3 separate regions of the Homo sapiens genome follow, and all the other regions are linked to region 1. A link is an interaction called in ENCODE POLR2A ChIA-PET data of the cell type or tissue named here. Cell type or tissue: GM12878. All regions are shown on one strand. Links, peaks and the distances in the headings refer to the core of each region. The heading gives the core; the rest is flanking DNA.

What was found. Peaks named below come from ENCODE experiments on the same cell type or tissue, not always from the same donor. Only the 100,000 strongest peaks of a DNase experiment are listed, where the experiment ranks them.
Region 2: POLR2A ChIA-PET joins it to region 1 with 8 read pairs; 3 of 35 experiments call an interaction of 5 or more read pairs at or near these places.
Region 3: POLR2A ChIA-PET joins it to region 1 with 8 read pairs; 6 of 35 experiments call an interaction of 5 or more read pairs at or near these places.

Annotation. Positions count from the first base shown.
Region 1 is chr7:6,378,472-6,383,471 of GRCh38, forward strand. The region is part of intron 1 of RAC1 (Rac family small GTPase 1); the gene reads left to right. Among named protein-coding and RNA genes, the nearest start is that of RAC1, 6.4 kb to the left of the region's middle. In GM12878, for the core only: no CTCF peak of the experiment used is centred there; no DNase peak of the experiment used is centred there; H3K4me3 peaks cover 2,034 bases; H3K27ac peaks cover 312 bases.
Region 2 is chr7:6,029,299-6,035,406 of GRCh38, forward strand. All of the region lies in intron 11 of EIF2AK1 (eukaryotic translation initiation factor 2 alpha kinase 1), which reads right to left. It overlaps ANKRD61 (ankyrin repeat domain 61), which reads left to right and starts at 2,078. Exons shown (of 3, transcript NM_001271700.2): 1 at 2,078-2,293; 2 at 3,541-3,638. The coding sequence starts at 2,078. In GM12878, for the core only: no CTCF peak of the experiment used is centred there; no DNase peak of the experiment used is centred there.
Region 3 is chr7:6,048,001-6,054,108 of GRCh38, forward strand. EIF2AK1 (eukaryotic translation initiation factor 2 alpha kinase 1) reads right to left here. Exons shown (of 15, transcript NM_014413.4): 3 at 1,912-2,045; 4 at 807-844. It also overlaps the pseudogene RN7SL851P. Among named protein-coding and RNA genes, the nearest start is that of EIF2AK1, 8.1 kb to the right of the region's middle. In GM12878, for the core only: no CTCF peak of the experiment used is centred there; no DNase peak of the experiment used is centred there.

The DNA of each region.
Region 1 (5,000 bases), core at 1-5,000:
GAAGGCGGAAGTTGCAGTGAGCTGAGATTGTGTCACTGCACTCCAGCCTGGGCGACAAGAGCAAGGCTCTGTCTTGAAAAAAAAAGAAAAAAAGTCAGAAATAATTTGCAAAGCATGTTAGAAAATTCTAGATTTCCTGAATAGCAATTTAATTGAGATTGGCCAAGAAATATTACATAGGGTTGATACTCTTTTATTCTAAGATAGTCCTTTCTGAGCATGGGGTCTATAATTTTTTTTTCCTCCACCTTACTGCTGCCCCACCTTTTAACTTTCACTTAGTGGACCTTTGCCCCAAGATTTTCTCTCAGCTTTTCCTAGGTAAGACAGCATCACCCGGGCGCGATGGCTCATGCCTGTAATCCCAGAACTTTGGGAGGCCAAGGCAGGCGGATTGCCTGAAGTCAGGAGTTCGAGACCAGTCTGGCCAATATGGTGAAACCCTGTCTCTACTAAAAATACAAAAAAATTAGCCAAGGATGGTGGGGGGCGCCTGTAATCCTAGCTACTCGGGAGGCTGAGGCAGGGGAATTGTTTGAATCAAGGGAGGTGGAAGTTGCAGTGAGCCAATATCGTGCCACTGCACTCCAGCCTGGGTAACAGAGTGAGACTCCGTCTCAAAAAGGAAAAAAAAGACAGCATCTTACATTCAGGTATTTATAAACAACTTTTATTATTTATTTGTTTTTATTTTATATTGGCTCACTGCAGCCTCCACCTCCTGGGTTCAAGTGATTCTCCTGCGTCAGCCTCCCAAGTAGCTGGAACTACACGTGCCTGCTACCATGCCGAGGTAATTTTTTTTTTTTTTTTTTTTTTGAGAAGGAGTTTTCGCCCTTTTTGCAAAGGTTGGAGTGCAGTGGTGCGATCTCGGCTCACTGCAACCTCCTCCTCCTGGGTTCAAGCGATTCTCCTGCCTCAGCTTGTCGAGTAGGTGGGATTACAGTCACGCTCCACCACACTGACTAATTTCGTATTTTTAATAGAGACGAGGTTTCTCCTTGTTAGCCAGGTTGGTCTCAAACGCCTGACCTCAGGTTATCCACCTGCCTTAGCCTCTCAAAAAGTACTGGGATTACAGGCATGAGCCACTACGCCTGGCAATTTTTTGTATTTTTAATAGAGACAGGGTTTCACCATGTTGACCAGGTTGGTTTCGAACTCCTGACCTTAGGCGATCTGCCCGCCTTGGCCTCCCAAAGTGCTGGGATTATGGGCGTGAGCCATCGTCCCTGGCCTAAACAACAGTTTTATTATTTTATTTTTTATTTTTTTATTGCTTATTACTATTTTTTGAGATGGAGTCTCGCTCTGTCACCCAGGCCGGGGTGCAGTGGCATGATATGGGCTCATGGCAACCTCTGCCTCCTGGGTTCAAGCAGTTCTCCTGCTTTGGCCTCCCAAAGTGATGGAATTACAGGCCCGAGCCACTGCGCCCGGCCACAACTATTTTAATAGTGTTGTTTTGGTGTTGGTTGATTAAAGGAATGGGAACGAATGACTTGAAGCCCTCTCTGTTTCACTCTTTATACAAAGTGGAGTCCAGATTGGGCTAGTGGCCTGTCTAGCCCAATGTCTGACTTGGACATACATTACTGTCCAGGAGTTTCTTAGCTGAATGTGAAAAATGCCTTCCGTGACATCATCCTTACAGGAACATTCTTTACATTTATTCTTTACTTCTGTTGAACGGTGGTGGCGTGAACCATGAATTTGTTTAAGCTTTTCAGCTGTTTTGTGTGTTTTCCTCTCAAGGCATGGGGTTTCATATTTTTGACCTGTGGTAAAGGTATTTGAATTCTGCACTGGCCTCCAAATGTAGGTGTAGTATATGGCTCTGATCTTTGTTGATGATTTTATACATAATGTGGTTTTTTTTCTTGATAAGCCAAAAAAATTATACATAATGTGTGTGTGTGTGTGTGTTTTAATTTCAAATGATAGTTACAGTAAAAGTTTGGAGTTGGGCTAAGTGGGAGGAGCATCAGGAAGCCATTTTTAGAAACCTTAAATTCACCCTTTATAACTTTCTGTCTTTTTGCATTAGTCATCTGATACCTTAGTACTGCCTACTTTTTCACATCTCCATCACTACGTAGCTCTTAAAATTGTAGTCTTCCTTGAAAGGAGATGTTTTTGTCAAGAGTCTTTGCCACCAAGGCAGGATTGCATGTGATCAGTAGGAATATTTTCCTGCAATGTCTTAATATGAAAAATTTCAAACAGACTAGTGGAAAGCATTGTACAGTCAACATGCACATACCCATGGCCTGGATTCTATGACAGTATTTTGCTCTACTTGTTCATTTTGCTGTATTTGCTTTATCATGTCTTCCTGTTATCAGAGGGAACCTTTTAAGAGGATTTATAGAGGAGTTGATTTTGTTTTTTGTTTTGTTTTGTTTTGCTCTTTTTGAGGTGGAGTCTTGCTCTGTTGCCCAGGCTGGAGTGCAATGGCATGATCTCTGCTCACTGCAATCTCCGCATCCCAGGTTCAGGCGATTCTCCTGCCTCAGCCTCCTGAGTAGCTGGGCTTACAGGCACCCACCACCATGCCTGGCTAATTTTTGTATTCTTAGTTGAGACAGGTTTCACCATCTTGGCCAGGCTGGTCTGGAACTCCTGACCTCAGGTGATCCACCTGCCTCGGCCTCCCAAAGTGATGGGATTACAGGCGTCAGCCACCATGCCCGGCCTGATTTTGAAAAAGAATAGGGACTGTGTGCAGTTACATATAAATTCTTATTTTTGAACTCTTGTGTGTTCAGCTGGCTTGTATCAACTACACCAGGGTTAGCCTTGATTCTGGAAGGGTGGATTCAGACTTCAGCTCAGTTGTACATAGTGTCTTCAGCCTAAGTGAGAAACTTTATGCACTATCTTAATTTTTTGAAGCTTCTAGTGGTAATAATTGCTGGCTTTTTTTTTTTTTTTTTGGTAGAAACAGAGTCTTGCTCTGTCGCCAGGCTGGAGTGCAGTGGCACGAAATCAGCTCACTGCAACCTCTGCCTCCCAGGTTCAAGCAATTCTCCTGCCTCAGCCTCCTGAGTAGCTGAGATTACAGGCGTGTGCCACCACACCCAGCTAATTTCTTTTGTATTTTAGTAGAGACGGGGTTTCACTGTGCTGCCCAGGCTGGTCTTGAACTCCTAAGGTCAGACAGTCCGCCCACCTTGCCCTCCTAAAGTGCTAGGATTACAGGCATGAGCCACCGTGCCTGGCTTATGGCTAGCTTTCTTTACATTGATTGTGAAGTCAGATATTGGTAGTAGAACATCATAATTTTAGATTGGGTTTTGTGTTTATTTAGCACTGCACTACTCTAGTGGTGTATTTTTCTGGACAGATTTTATCTGCATAGTTAACGCAGTTATATATAAGGCCTACCGTTACAGAATCCCCATACCTTGTTTGTCAGTGTAAATCGAGGACCTTCATGCGAGGTCTTTAATTTATTCAATAAGTAGGAATATATATTTGACAGTTACTAAATTCTACTGCCTTGTCCTTAAGATCTACATACTTTTTTTTGTTTTTTGAGTCAGAGAGTCTCGCTCTGTTGCTCAGGCTGGAGTGCAGTGATGCGATCTCAGCTCACTGCAACCTCTACCCCGTGGCCTCAAGCGATACTTCTGCCTCAGCCTCCTGAGTAGCTGGGATTACAGGCGCCTGCCACCACACTCAGCTAATTTTTTGTATTTTTAATAGAGATGCAGTTTCGCTGTGTTGGTCAGTCTGGTCTCGAACTCCTGGCCTGAAGTGATCCACCCGCCTTGGCCTCTTGCTGGGATTACAGGGAAGAGCCACTGCGCCTGGCCAAGATCTACTCACTTTTAGACAGCAATATATGCTCTGTATTTTGGTTTGCAATTGTAATTGTCATTGGAAGAGTTTGGCTTTTCTGTCCTGAGATCAACGTGTCTTTAAAAGAAGGCAGTGCAGAAAGTTGTTATTTTTTGAGCTTCTTGGATCTTTTATTTTTTTAACGTGAGGAAATTCCTAGCGTTTCTAGATTTGTTGATTGTGCTTTTAAGTTTTGGTTTATAGATTTCAGGAAGTAACACTAAAGTTTACCCTACTCTCCTCAAAAAGTAAGTAAAAAGTTCTCTTGGCTGGGCGTGGTGGCTCACGCCTGTAACCCCAGCACTTTGGGAGGCCGATGGGGTGGATCTCCTGAGGTCAGGAATTCGAGACCAGTCTGGCCAACATGGCAAAACCCTGTCTCTACTGAAAATACAACAACAAAAAAAAATTAGCTGGATGTGGTGGTGCTTACGTGTAGTCCCAGCTACTTGGGAGGCTGAGGCAGGAGAATTGTTCGAACCCAGCAGGCAGAGGTTGTGGTAAGCCAGGATTGCACCATTGGGCTCCAGCCTGGAAGACAGAGCCAAGACTCCGTCTTAAAGTTCTCTTAATGGAAAAATGAAGAACATAATAGCAACATAAGTTATTTGCTTTCATTGTGGTTATTTCTACAGGACAGGGCAGGGGAAGCACAGATAGGTTAAAAAAAATTGTAGCATCATGAGCTAGGGGGAAATCCAATGTAGAAATGGCATGAACTTTCTTCCAGCCGACTCATGTTCGTTTCCTAGAGTGATGACATTGCTCGATGATTGAAAAGAGGTTGAACTGAGCAGTTAATTATATAAAGTTAGAAATTCCAAAGAAGTAGTAACTACCAGAAATTCTCCAGCAGTATCAGTCAAGACTTGTGGCCAAATACGGCTTCCATTCTTCATGAGGGAAAGGCCATGGAAAGGCTGTCACATTGCCCAGTGCAGATGTTGACTTGGTTTGTGGAAGCGCAGCGTGGACAAGGAATGAATATACACTAATAGGAGTGGAATAACCTTTTTCTTTTACCTATTTGAATAAATTAAGTAAAAGTTTTAATCAGAAGACTTAAAGAGGAGTCGATTTTATCTTTTGATTGCACTAAGCTTAAATATAAGGTTGCACTTTAAGAATTCTGTAGTTTAATAATCATATTCTTATAA
Region 2 (6,108 bases), core at 1,045-6,044, 350 kb before region 1:
AGACAAGCATGGCCAACATGGTGAAAAACCGTCTCTAAAAAATACAAAATTAGGTGTGGTGGCACGTGCCTGTAATCCCTGCTACTAGGGAGACTGAGGCAGAAGAATGGCTTGAACCCAGGAGTCAGAGGCTGCAGTGAACCAAGATTGTGGCATTGCACTCCAGCCTGGGCAACAAGAGCAAAACCCTGTCTCAAAAAAAAAAAAACCTCAACATTCAACCATTCCCCAGGCCAGCTGCATCAGAACTCCTGCGGGTGAACGCAAGCATCAGTATTATTAAAAGTCCCAAGGCTATTCTAAATTTGGAGAATATTAATGTAGAGCATGCTTTGTACACAAGTGCTTCCCAACCCTTACTGCACATCATTACCCAAGAAGCTCTTAGAAATGACTGTCCTCGGCCGGGCACGGTGGCTCACACCTGTAATCTCAGCACTTTAGGAGGCTGAGGCGGGCAAATCGCCTGAGGTCAGGAGTTCAAGACCAGGCTGGCCAACATGGTGAAACCCCATCTCTACTAAAAATACAAAAATTAGCCAGGTGTGGTGGTGCATGCCTGTAATCCCAGCTACTCGGGAGGCTGAGGCAGAATTGCTTGAACCTGGGAGGCAGAGGTTGCAGTGAGACGAGATCGCATCACTGCACTCCAGCCTGGGAAACAGAGTGAGACTCTGTCTCAAAAAAAAGAAAAGAAAAGAAACGACTGTCCTGTCGAGTCCAGAGACGTGATTTTCTATGTGTGAGAAAACATTTTAAATGGCTTTTTCAAGGCATGATAAATCTAAGCACCGGCAGCCAGCCTGCAAATGTAACAAACCACATGGCTCATCCACCTGGAAGATCACAATAAGTGAACAGGATGTAGAGGAGTCAGCCCATAAAAGGGAAGAAAGTTTCATTACTGGGAAATCCAAACTTAAGCGGGAAAGGGACCAGGGTATAACCTTCTAAGGGGATAATGCAACTTAGGCGACGTCCGGGAAGATCGTAACCCTGTAGTCCTTGACCAGTGAGGAACTGAGGTAGGGTCTTGCATGCTAGGAGATAAATCACCTGTTGTAACTGCCCTGGGTGTACCTGCCTACCAGACACGTGACCTTGCAAGAGGGCTATTAAAAGTCTCACTTTCACTGTTCTTTGTGCCTCTAAGTTCACTCTTTGGGTTTGGACGGGTGAGCATGTTTCTCGCACTACGAAAAAACTGATTTTTTTCTTTAAGACAGAGTCTTGCTGTGTCGCCAGGCTGGAGTGCAGTGGTGCCATCTCGGCTCACTGTAACCTCCACCTCTCAGGTTCAAACAATTCTCCTGCCTCAACCTCCTGAGTAGCTGGGACTACAGGCGCACGCCACCACAGCCAGCTACTTTTTGTATTTTTAGTAGCGACAGGGTTTCACCATGTTGGCCAGTATGGTCTTGATCTCTTGACCTCATGTTCTGCCCGCCCTGGCCTCTCAAAGTGCTGGGATTACAGGCATGAGCGACCGCACCCAGCCAACTTTGATATTTTTTAAAAGCTCCCAGATAACTCATATGTATTAGCCAGGGTTGGGAACTAATAGATCACACTAAATGGCTTTATTTAAGCAAAGAGTACAGACCCAAAACATCTCCCAAACTATTCCTATGCCGGAGAAAAACTGAACCCATAATGGGGAGAGGGAAGATTCTATTATAATAAAAACTAAAAAATAACTTAAGGTTAAAAGTTTTCTTACTTTAAAAGTAATAATTTTAACTTTGTATTTTAATGTATAAATTCCTCTGTTTTAGCTTTGATCATTGTTTCAGCTACACTTGAACTGGAGAGAAATCAGAAATAAAGGTGTAAGATGATAGCTTGAATATGTTTTTATGATAGAGTAGAAAACCCTAAAAACTGCTGACATTTGACATTCTATGATCAAGGAACAAAGTCTGGACGCTTGGTTCCAAACTGATGGATTGCCTTCACAGATCCAATTCTCGACAAATTCTAGAACAGTTCTAGAACTGAACTGAAAGAATCATCACAAAGAGACTGAAACTGACCAATTCCATAACAACATTTTCCCCTGAAGTCTTAAGTTTTTCTCATGGGGAATATAACCAGGAAAGGAAGCAGAGACCTGGTGGTTGACAGTGCCAAGTCCCTGGAAGATGGCCCATCTGCAGCACTTCACTCGAAACTCTATGAAGCCATCATGAGAGAAGACTGCACTACGATCGAGGTACTCCTGAGAAATCACCCTGTCAACCAGCCCATCACCATTCTGCCCAACTCCGCCAGCAACAGATTACTTCTGACCCAGGTACCCTCTTTTCTGCTCAGTCACTTCTGGAAAAAAGTCAGGCTGCTTAGAAAGAAGCATGATCTAAAGCTGGTGAACCCACTAAGCTCACGGCCCTTATGAGAATGAGACACGACTCCAGCTCACTCCACACACACTGCAGTGCTCCCCAAAGCCTGCAAAGCCTCCCCTACACATGTCACACACAAACCAACATGAGAAAACACCAGACCCTGTGTGACTGGAAGACCATTCATGTCATCTCTCAAACATACCCACAGTGATGATCTCCATGTGGTCAAATTAGTTTTTCCCTTTTTTGGCCAGACGCAGTAGCTCATGCCTGTAATCCCAGCACTTTGGAAGGCTGAGGTGGGTGGATCACCTGAGGTCAGGAGTTCGAGACCAGCCTGGCCAGCAGGGCAAAACCCCGTCTCTACTAAAAATACAAAAATTAGCCGGGCTTGGTGGCAGGAGCCTGTAATCTCAGCTACTCGGACGGCTGAGGCAGGAGAATTGCTTGAACCCAGGAGGCAGAGGTTGCAGTGAGCCAAGATCGTACCACTGCACTCTCTAGCCTGGATGACAGAGCAAGACTCCATCTCAAACAAACAAACAAAAAATAGTTTTTCCCTTTTTAATATATACATTTTCATTTTCTAAATTTTTATACAATGATTATTACTTTTACAATTAAATTCAAAAAGGAAGTCACCCTCCCTTGTACCCTACTGTCTTATCTTGCAGCCACGGTGTGAAACCACTACTTACACGTGTGTATTTTAAGAGCTGGCACAAACAGCTCTGCTAATCATAGACAGAACATATGCTGCGTTATATTTGAAAACCCTGAAGATTCAGGTTTTACTGCTGATAATACGACTTTGGCAACGACACAGCACCTACTTGTCCATCACCCTGTGGGTTAATTTAAGGAATAAGTGACTTCATAGCAAGTACCCTTAATATCACACCACAGGCTCTTCTGAAGAATCAACTTTCAAAAATTTCCAAAGCTTTTGAGTGTTATTTCTGTTGCCTCAGTAAATGTGCATTTCTGTGAAACACAGATTTTATAGGATGGAATTCACTGAATTTTGATCATTTAAAACAGGTAGTAGAAAGGAAACTTTCAATGCACATACCAGAAAAAGAGTGAGCCAATGAGACACTAAATAAATGTATTGCCTTTGAAACGGCAAGCTAACACAAACAGTATTTTTAACTACACAGGGCCACTTGTAATGTGTTTTGTTTTCCCTCCAAAGCCGACAGAGTCTATCATCCCCATCCATCTGGCTGCCAAGTACCACAAGGCCCAGAGTCTGCTCTGCCTGTTACGGCACGGTGCTGACCCAGAAGTCAGGTAAGTTAACTCCACCGAAAATCATTTCTTTTTTTTTCTTTTTTGTTTTGAGGCAGGGGTCTCGCTCTGTTGCCCAGGCTGGAGTGCAATGGCACAATCTCGCCTCACTGCAACCTCTACTTCCTGGGTTCAAGAGCTTCTCCCACCTCAGCCTCCCGAGTAGCTGGGATTACAGGTGTGCGTCACCATGCCCAGCTAACATTTGTATTTTTAGTAGAGACAGGGTTTCACCATGTTGGCCAGGCTGGTCTTGAACTCCTGGCCTCAAGTGATCCACCTGCCTCGGCCTCCCAAAGTGCTGGGATTAACAGCCCTCAGCCACAGCACCCAGCTTCACTGACAATCATTTCTAAGTGAGGATATACCTGATATAGATTTTTTTTTCAGTTCATACATTTTTTCCACTTATGTTTGGACTTGTTCGTTCTTATGAATGAACCAATGTCTTTACTGAGTAGATGAGATACTCTGAAAAACTGAGAAAAATGCAACATCATAAATATTTTGCCAAATTAATGCACATTCTGAGGATTAAGAGCTCAATGGTGGTGTTGTGAGGAATGCAGTAAAGTCCTTGCCATGGCCTTCAATAAGTTTAACCACCAAAGTTAGGTGTGAAAAATAAAATATAGGTAGACAATGGATTTTCTTTATTTTTGGTTTTTGTTTTTTGAGACAGAGTCTCGCTCTGTCGCCCAGGCTGGAGTGCAGTGGCACCATTCTCCTGGGTTCACGCCATTCTCCTGCCTCAGCCTCCCAAGTAGCTGGGACTACAGGCGCCTGCCACCACGCCTGGCTAATTTTTTGTATTTTTAGTAGAGATGGGGTTTCACCATGTTAGCCAGGATAGTCTCAATCTCCTGACCTCGTGATCCGTCCACCTCAGCCTCCCAAAGTGCTGGGATTACAGGCGTGAGCCGCCGTGCCTGGCCGACAATGGATTTTCTTGTTTATTACTCTCCACTAGAAGGTAAGCCGCATGAAAGAGAAGTTGACCTTGTGCACCACTGTATCTCCAGCACCTCAACCAAATCAATGCCTGACACTTAGCACGTGCTCAGTAATACTATCCGAGTGAATGAAAGAATTAAGTAGTATAGGCCGGGCGCGGTGGCTCACGCCTGTAATCCCAGCACCATGGGAGGCTGAGGTGGGTGGATCATGAGGTCAGGAGTTCGAGACCAGCCTGGTGAAACCTCATCTCTACTAAAAATACAAAAACTAGCCAGGCGTGGTGGCGGGCGCCTGTAGTCCCAGCTACTCGGGAGGCTGAGGCAGGAGAATCGCTTGAACCCGTGAGGCAGCAGTTGCAGTGAGCCAAAATCACGCCACCACACTCCAGCCTGGGCGACAGAGCAAGACTCCATCTCAAAATAATAATAATAATAGAACTTCTTGCCCCAAATCCTTACCATGCTCCAGAAGAACCCACCTGACCTGTCTTGCTCCCAGCCTCTCCCTGAGCACCCCACCCCAGCTCTGCAAGTCCTCTGGAAGTCCCTTCCACATCTCAACCATCACAGACTCGCCCCATTCTCCTTAGGGGACCCTTTCCTACCCTGCATACTGCATGCACTATGTGAGGCTTCTGCACCTCTCTAGAACTCTGCCGGCTTCCACTATTTACTGAGCTGTTTCACTGTTTCACGTCTATCTTCCCTGCTAGACTATAAGCCCTACAAAGGTAGGGGCCACCTGCTGTTTCACCATATCCATAGCCTAGGGCCTCACGCTAAACAAATCTATGTGAACTAAAATCATTTTCTAATTTCAGCAGAGCAGTTAGATTTACATAATAAACCTTCCTTTTGCTCTGCCAAAACAAAGGAATTTTTGAAAGCGCTTCTGAGATGAGGGCCAAGTTGTAAAATGCCCATTCCACCTGGCCTGGAGCAGGGAATGAACTTCGGAATGACCACAGGTCTTCAGATTCAACCCCTGTCACTTCTGCTCCCTACACACTCACGCAGAAAAATGTCGGGTAGGAGAGCAGAGACAGAGCCTCTAAGAAAGGAGTCAACGGGAGTTCGGGCCTTCACGGCTCACTTCTGTGGCAATAACAGATCACACTCAAGTCCACACAATTTCACAGAAAGCCAGTAACCCAGCCCAGCACTGTGTGAGGTGCCAGACTGCAGAAATCACTAAGATACAGCCTTGAAGGGACACAGCCCTAGCGGGGACGGCACAGGTAAAACAGGCTGCTCCAAGAAGCTGGGCCTTCTTCACAACATTGTATAAAAGTGAAAATAATTTTTCAAAAAAAAAAATTATATATACATAAAATGAAGCTAGGCCCCATCACGTAGTGATGCATCCCACCACATCCCACGAAAAACCCTGGGATAGCCTGAGAAACTACCCAGCGATACAGATTTTGAAACACGTCCTTAAGGTAATTGAAGGGTCTTACTTTAAATAAATACTGGCTTCTTAAGCATTAACTGTCCACGTAGAGCCGTTCCCACTG
Region 3 (6,108 bases), core at 1,045-6,044, 330 kb before region 1:
GGGTATGCACCACCATAAGCAGCTTCTTAAATTTCTTAATGATGTAGACCAATTAGATTTTTATTTTAATGTAGAGTGCTTTATCAAGATATAATTCACATACTGTCAAATTCACCTCTCTCAAATGTACAATTCAGTGGTTTTTAGTACATAAAGTTGTGCAACCATCACTGCTACCTAATTTCAGAATATTTTCATCACCCCCAAAATAAACCCTATATCCATTAGCTTTCACTCCCCATCCTTCCCTTACCCCACTCCCTGAAAACCACTATTTACGTCTCTATGGATTCACCTACTCTGGATATTTCATAGAAATGAAATCACACAATATGTGGCCTTTTATGACTGGCTGTTTTTACTTAGGATGTTTTCAAGATTCATCCATATTGTAGCATGAATCCGTACTTCATTCCTTTTAATAGCTGAATAACACTTTATTGCAGGGATAGACCACATGCTTATCTATTCATGGGCTGATGAATATTTAGGTCAGACCAGTTAGATTTTAAACTAGTATTTAAACTAGCGAGAATTCAATGGTCCCCCTAACAGAGCCTGGGTATCAGGAATCTGAATTAACAGTGTGACCATGGAATCCACACTCAGTGGCGAGAGGCAGGGGATCAAAGAGGAGGGAATAAGAAGCAAAGCAAGTCTCAGAGCAGTACTTAATTGCTGAGAACAAAGTTTTTAATGTTCATAAATAATACTAACAATATTATGTTTTAACCTCAAATCAGTATTTTCTTAATTTTGATTTCTTTTCAATAGTCTGCATAATCAAGAAAGTTTTTCACACATACCTGATTTTCTGGATACGAGAAATATCCTCACAAGGATCCTACAATTAAAAAATTGTTTTTAAAAAGCATTTTGAAAACTTGCATGGAATAAAGAACCTATCAAAATTCAATATCACATTAACAACCCCAAATGCATAAACAATATTTTAAAAACCACTGGCTTTTTCAGTATTACTTAAGAGTTTACAACTGAAAATACTTCAAAGCTGAGAACAGACCAGCAAGCAGACAAGACTGACGTCACCTTCAAAATCCATGCAGGAGCTCCCCACCCCTCCTGCCTGCCCACCTCTCTCGCGTGTATGGTGGCACCTGGCACCCTGCTTCTGCCCGTGCCCCCTCAGTCCATTCGCAACACAGCAGCCAGTGTGACCCCACTAAAATGTAAGTCAGATTGTGTCACTCCTCTAATCAAAATCCTGTACCACCTCCCATCTTACTAAAAACCATAAATTAGGTAGGGCGCGGTGGCTCACGCCTGTAATCCCAGCACTTGGGAGGCCAAGGCAGGCACATCACGAGGTCAGGAGTTCGAGACCAGCCTGGCCAACATGAAGAAACTCTGTCTCTACTGAAAATACAAAAAATTAGTTGGGTGTGGTGGCAGGTGCCTGTGGTCCCAGCTACTTGGGAGGCTAAGGCAGGAGAATCCCTTGAATCTGGGAGGCAGAGGTTGCAATGAGCCAAGATTGCGCCACTGCACTCCAGCCCAGATGACAGTGCGAGACTCTGTCTCAAAACGAAACAAAACAAAACAAAAATAAATTGAAATTGTCTCAAGATCCCAGTCCATCTGTGGCCTCTCCTTTGCCTCTCCTCTCTTTTTTTTTTTTTTTTTCAGGCAGGTTCTCACTCTGCTGCTCAGGCTGGAGTGCAGTGGCACAACCATGGCTCACTGCAGCCTTGAACTCCTGGCCTCAAATGATCCATCTCAGCCTCCCAAAGTGCTGGGATTAAGGCATGAGCCACACCACCATGCCTGGCCTAGAGTTTATACTTTTAAAAACTTGTTTTATAATCAGAATTTCACAGTGCTTTAAAATATAATTATCTTAAAATTAAAGTATATTTTTGTCATACCCAAAGTATATTTTTTAGGGCTTACCTGACGAACTCTCTCTTTAGCAGACCTCATTAAGTGAGTAATAGCTCTGTTGTGATGTAGTCTCAATGAGCTAAACTCGTCACTACAAGTGAAAGAAGACAGCAGCCCCATTTTGATAAACGTCTGGCAAAGTACTATAAAAAGAATATGAAAAACTATTATTAGAAACATCTTTAATAAAATGGCAATTTTAAAGTGTACACAGAGAATAACGTGTAATAATAGCAATATATACAAAAACCTCAATAGGAAAAATACTATATTTATAAACACGTTAAACTTGGAGAATGTTCTCTAGAATAACGTAAAAGAAATTTTTTTTTGAGACAGAGAGTGCAGTGACAACTATCTTGGCTCACTGTAACCTCCACCTCCCGGGTTCAAGTGATTCTTCTGCCTCAACCTCCCAAGTAGCTGGGATTACAGGCGTGTGCCACCATGCCCAGCTAATTTTTCTATTTTTAGTAAAGACGGGGTTTCGCCACATTGGCCAGGCTGGTCTCGAACTCCTGGCCTCAAGTGATCTGCCCAACTCCACCTCCCAAAGTGCTAGGATTACAGGCATGAGCCACCAGGCCCAGCCCTTAGATAAATTTTTTTAAAAAGCGAAGAAACTTGGGGAATGATTCTCTAAAAGAGAAGGAACAACTAGTACACTCATTCATGAAAAGCACAACTATAATTACTTCTCTTTTTTTTTTTTTTTTTTGAGATGGAGTCTCACTCTGTCACGCAGGCTAGAGTGCACTGGCGCGATCTCGGCTCACTGCAAGCTCTGCCTCCCGGGTTCATGCCATTCTCCTGCCTCAGCCTCCTGAGTAGCTGCGACTATAGGCGCCTGCCACCAGGCCCAGCTAATTTTTTTGTATATTTAGTAGAGAAGGGGTTTCACTGTGTTAGCCAGGATGGTCTCGATCTCCTGACCTCGTGATCCACCCACCTTGGCCTCCCTAAGTGCTGGGATTACAGGCATGAGCCACTGCACCCGGCCTATAATTACTTCTCTTACCCTGTACAGTCACTTGTTTACCAAGACTAGTCAGTAAAGTACTAAGCCATTTCTAAAAAAAGGGCAAACAAAAAAAAGAGTAAACAAACTCTTCTGACATTCCACACATTACCCTTTGCTGTTAGGCAGTAAGAGAAGAATAAGAGCAGGAGGGCAAACATATGATGAGAACTTACAACAAAAGTGACCATTCATCGTCACGAAATACCTTTAACCAACATACAAAGAGCCCATGGTACACGTGTGTAAACCAAATATCAAGCTCCTTAGAAAAAGTAAGTTTCCACAAAGGTGCCTTGGCTCCTACTCATTCAACAAATACAGATACCAATGAGGACATTTTTTTTTCTTTCTTTTTTTTTTTTTTTTGAGACAGACTCTCACTCTGTCGCCCAGGCTGGAGTGCAATGGCACGATCTCGGCTCACTGCAACCTCCATCTCCAGGGTTCATGCGATTTTCCTGCCTCAGTCGCCTGAGTAGCTGGGATTACAGGTGCACACCACCACGCCTGGCTAATTTTTTTTTGAGACAGAGTCTCACCCTGTTGCCCAAATTGGAGGGCAGTGGAGCGATCTCAGATCACTGCAACCTCCGCCTCCTGGATTCTAGGGATTCTCATGCCTCACCCTCCCAAGTAGCTGGGATTACAGGCACCCGCCAACATACCTGGCTAATTTTTGTATTTTTAGTAGAGATGGGGTTTCACCATGTTGGCCAGGCTGGTCTCGAACACCTGACCTCGTGACCCGCCCACCTCAGCCTCCCAAAGTGCTAGGATTACAGGCGTGAGCCACCGTGCCCCACCAAGGATATTCTTTCTGCATCAAAAACTCTACAGTTATGAAAGCCACATTTGTTGCTAAAAAAAAAGAAAAAAGAAATAGAAAACTCTCCATTTAGATTATCAACTCACTGATTACATCAAAAACATTTATTTAAATAACCTTGTTTTAAACTTCAGTCATCTAGACTGGGCATGGTGGCTCACACCTGTAATCCCAGCACTTTGGGAGGCCAAGGCCAGTGGATCATGAGGTCACGAGATCGAGATCATCCTGGCTAACACAGTGAAACTCCGTCTCTACTAAAAATACAAAAAATCAGCCGGGCGTGGTGGTGGGTGCCTGTAGTCCCAGCTACTTGGGAGGCTGAGGCAAGAGAATCGCTTGAACCCAGAAGGTGGAGGTTGCAGTGAGCCGAGATCGCACTACCGCACTCCAGCCTGGGCGACAGAGCAAGACTCCTTATCAAAAAAAAAAAAAAAAAAAGTCATCTAAAGAGGCTGTATATAAGGAATTCAAAATTATCTTAAAATCAGTAAAATTCACAGGATTGCTTTAATCATGTACAAGATTACTGTATTTTTCTAATCTGCTTCTCTATTTGATGAGACTAATACAATAATTCCCAGTCACCAATGCTTCAGAACCTAAGGAATACACTTCCTTCTGTTCACCCCACCTCCCACCACATATGCCACTGCTTGGAATGCAGAGTGTATTATTTGCTTTATTCAAGAAGCAGTAGGTGTACAATGTACAGATATTTGTACCATTTTTCATGTCCCATCAAGTTTATCAAAATGATAATGTATCTTTAACTAAAAACGCATTCAGTTTTAAGACCACATAAAAGTATCTATAAGTTTGAGACTGTTTTGGTAAAAAAAAAAAAAAAAAAAAAAAGAACCTCAGAATCTCTGGCTGGAACTATTCTTTTTTTTTTTTTTCTCTAGAGGCAGAGTCTTACTATGTCACCCAGACTGGAGCACACTGGTTACTCACAGGAGTGATCAAAGCACACTGAAGGCCGAGGCGGGTGGATCACCAGGTCAGGAGTTCGAGACCAGCCTGAACAACATGGTGAAACCCCGTCTCTATTAAAAATACAAAAATTACCCGGGCATGGTGGCACGTGCCTACCCCAGCTACTCGGGAGGGTGAGGCAGGAGAATCACTTGAACCCGGGGGGCGGAGATTGCAGTGAGCGGAAATCGCGCCAATGCACTCCAGCCTGGGCAACAGAGTGAGACTCCATCTCGAGAAAAAAAAAAATTGTGAGCATTATCATAGTATAGATGCAAAAGAACTATATTTCATTTATTCAATTTTATGCAATTATGGGATCCACAGTTATATTTGTAAGGAATTACTCAAAGAAAAATGTAAGCTGAATTGAAGTAGGGAAATCATTAATATTTATTTCACTCCAATTTTTGTATACCAGACGCTTTCCAGACTCACAGCATTAAACAACATATTTTTATTTTGTATTTTTAATTTTTGTGAGTATATGGTAGATGTATATATTTATGGGGGTACATGAGATATTTTGATACAGACATGTGATGTGTAATAATCACATCAGGATAAATGGGGTATCCATCATCTAAAGCATTTATCCCTTCTTTGTGTTACAAACAATCCAATTATATTCTTTTCGTTATTTTTATTTTGTTGAGACTGAGTCTTGCTCTGTCGCCAGGCTGGTGTGCAATGGCGCGATCTCAGCTCACTGCAACCTCCGCCTCCCAGGTTCAAATGATTTTCCAGCCTCAGCCTCCCAAATTACAGCTGGGATTACAGGTGCCCGCCACCATGCCCAGCTAATTTTTGTATTTTTAGTAGAGACAGGGTTTCACCATGTTAGCCAGGATGGTCTCGATCTCTTGACCTCATGATCCACCTGCCTCAGTCTCCCAAAGTGCTGGGATTACAGGCGTGAGCCACCGCGCCCAGCCCATTCTTTTTTTTTTTTTTTTTGAGATGGACTTTAGCTCTTGTTGCCCAGGCTGGAGTGCAGTGGCGTGATCTCGGCTCACTGCAACCTCCGCCACCCGGGTTCAAGCAATTCTCCTACCTCAGCCTCCCAAGTAGCTGAGATTACAGCCATGTGCCATTACGCCTGGGTAGTTTTGCATTTTTTTTTTAATAGAGATGGGATTTCACCATGTTGGTCAGGCTGGTCTCAAACTCCTGACCTCAAGTGATTCACCCACCTTGGCCTCCCAAAGTGCTGGGATTACAGGCATGAGCCACTGCACCTGGCCATCTTTTTTATTATTTTTTAAATGTACAATAAATTATTGTTGACTGTAGTCACTCTGCTGTGCTATCAAATACTAGATCCAATTTATTCTAACTATATTTTTGTACCCATTAACCATCCTCCACTATCCTCCCAGCC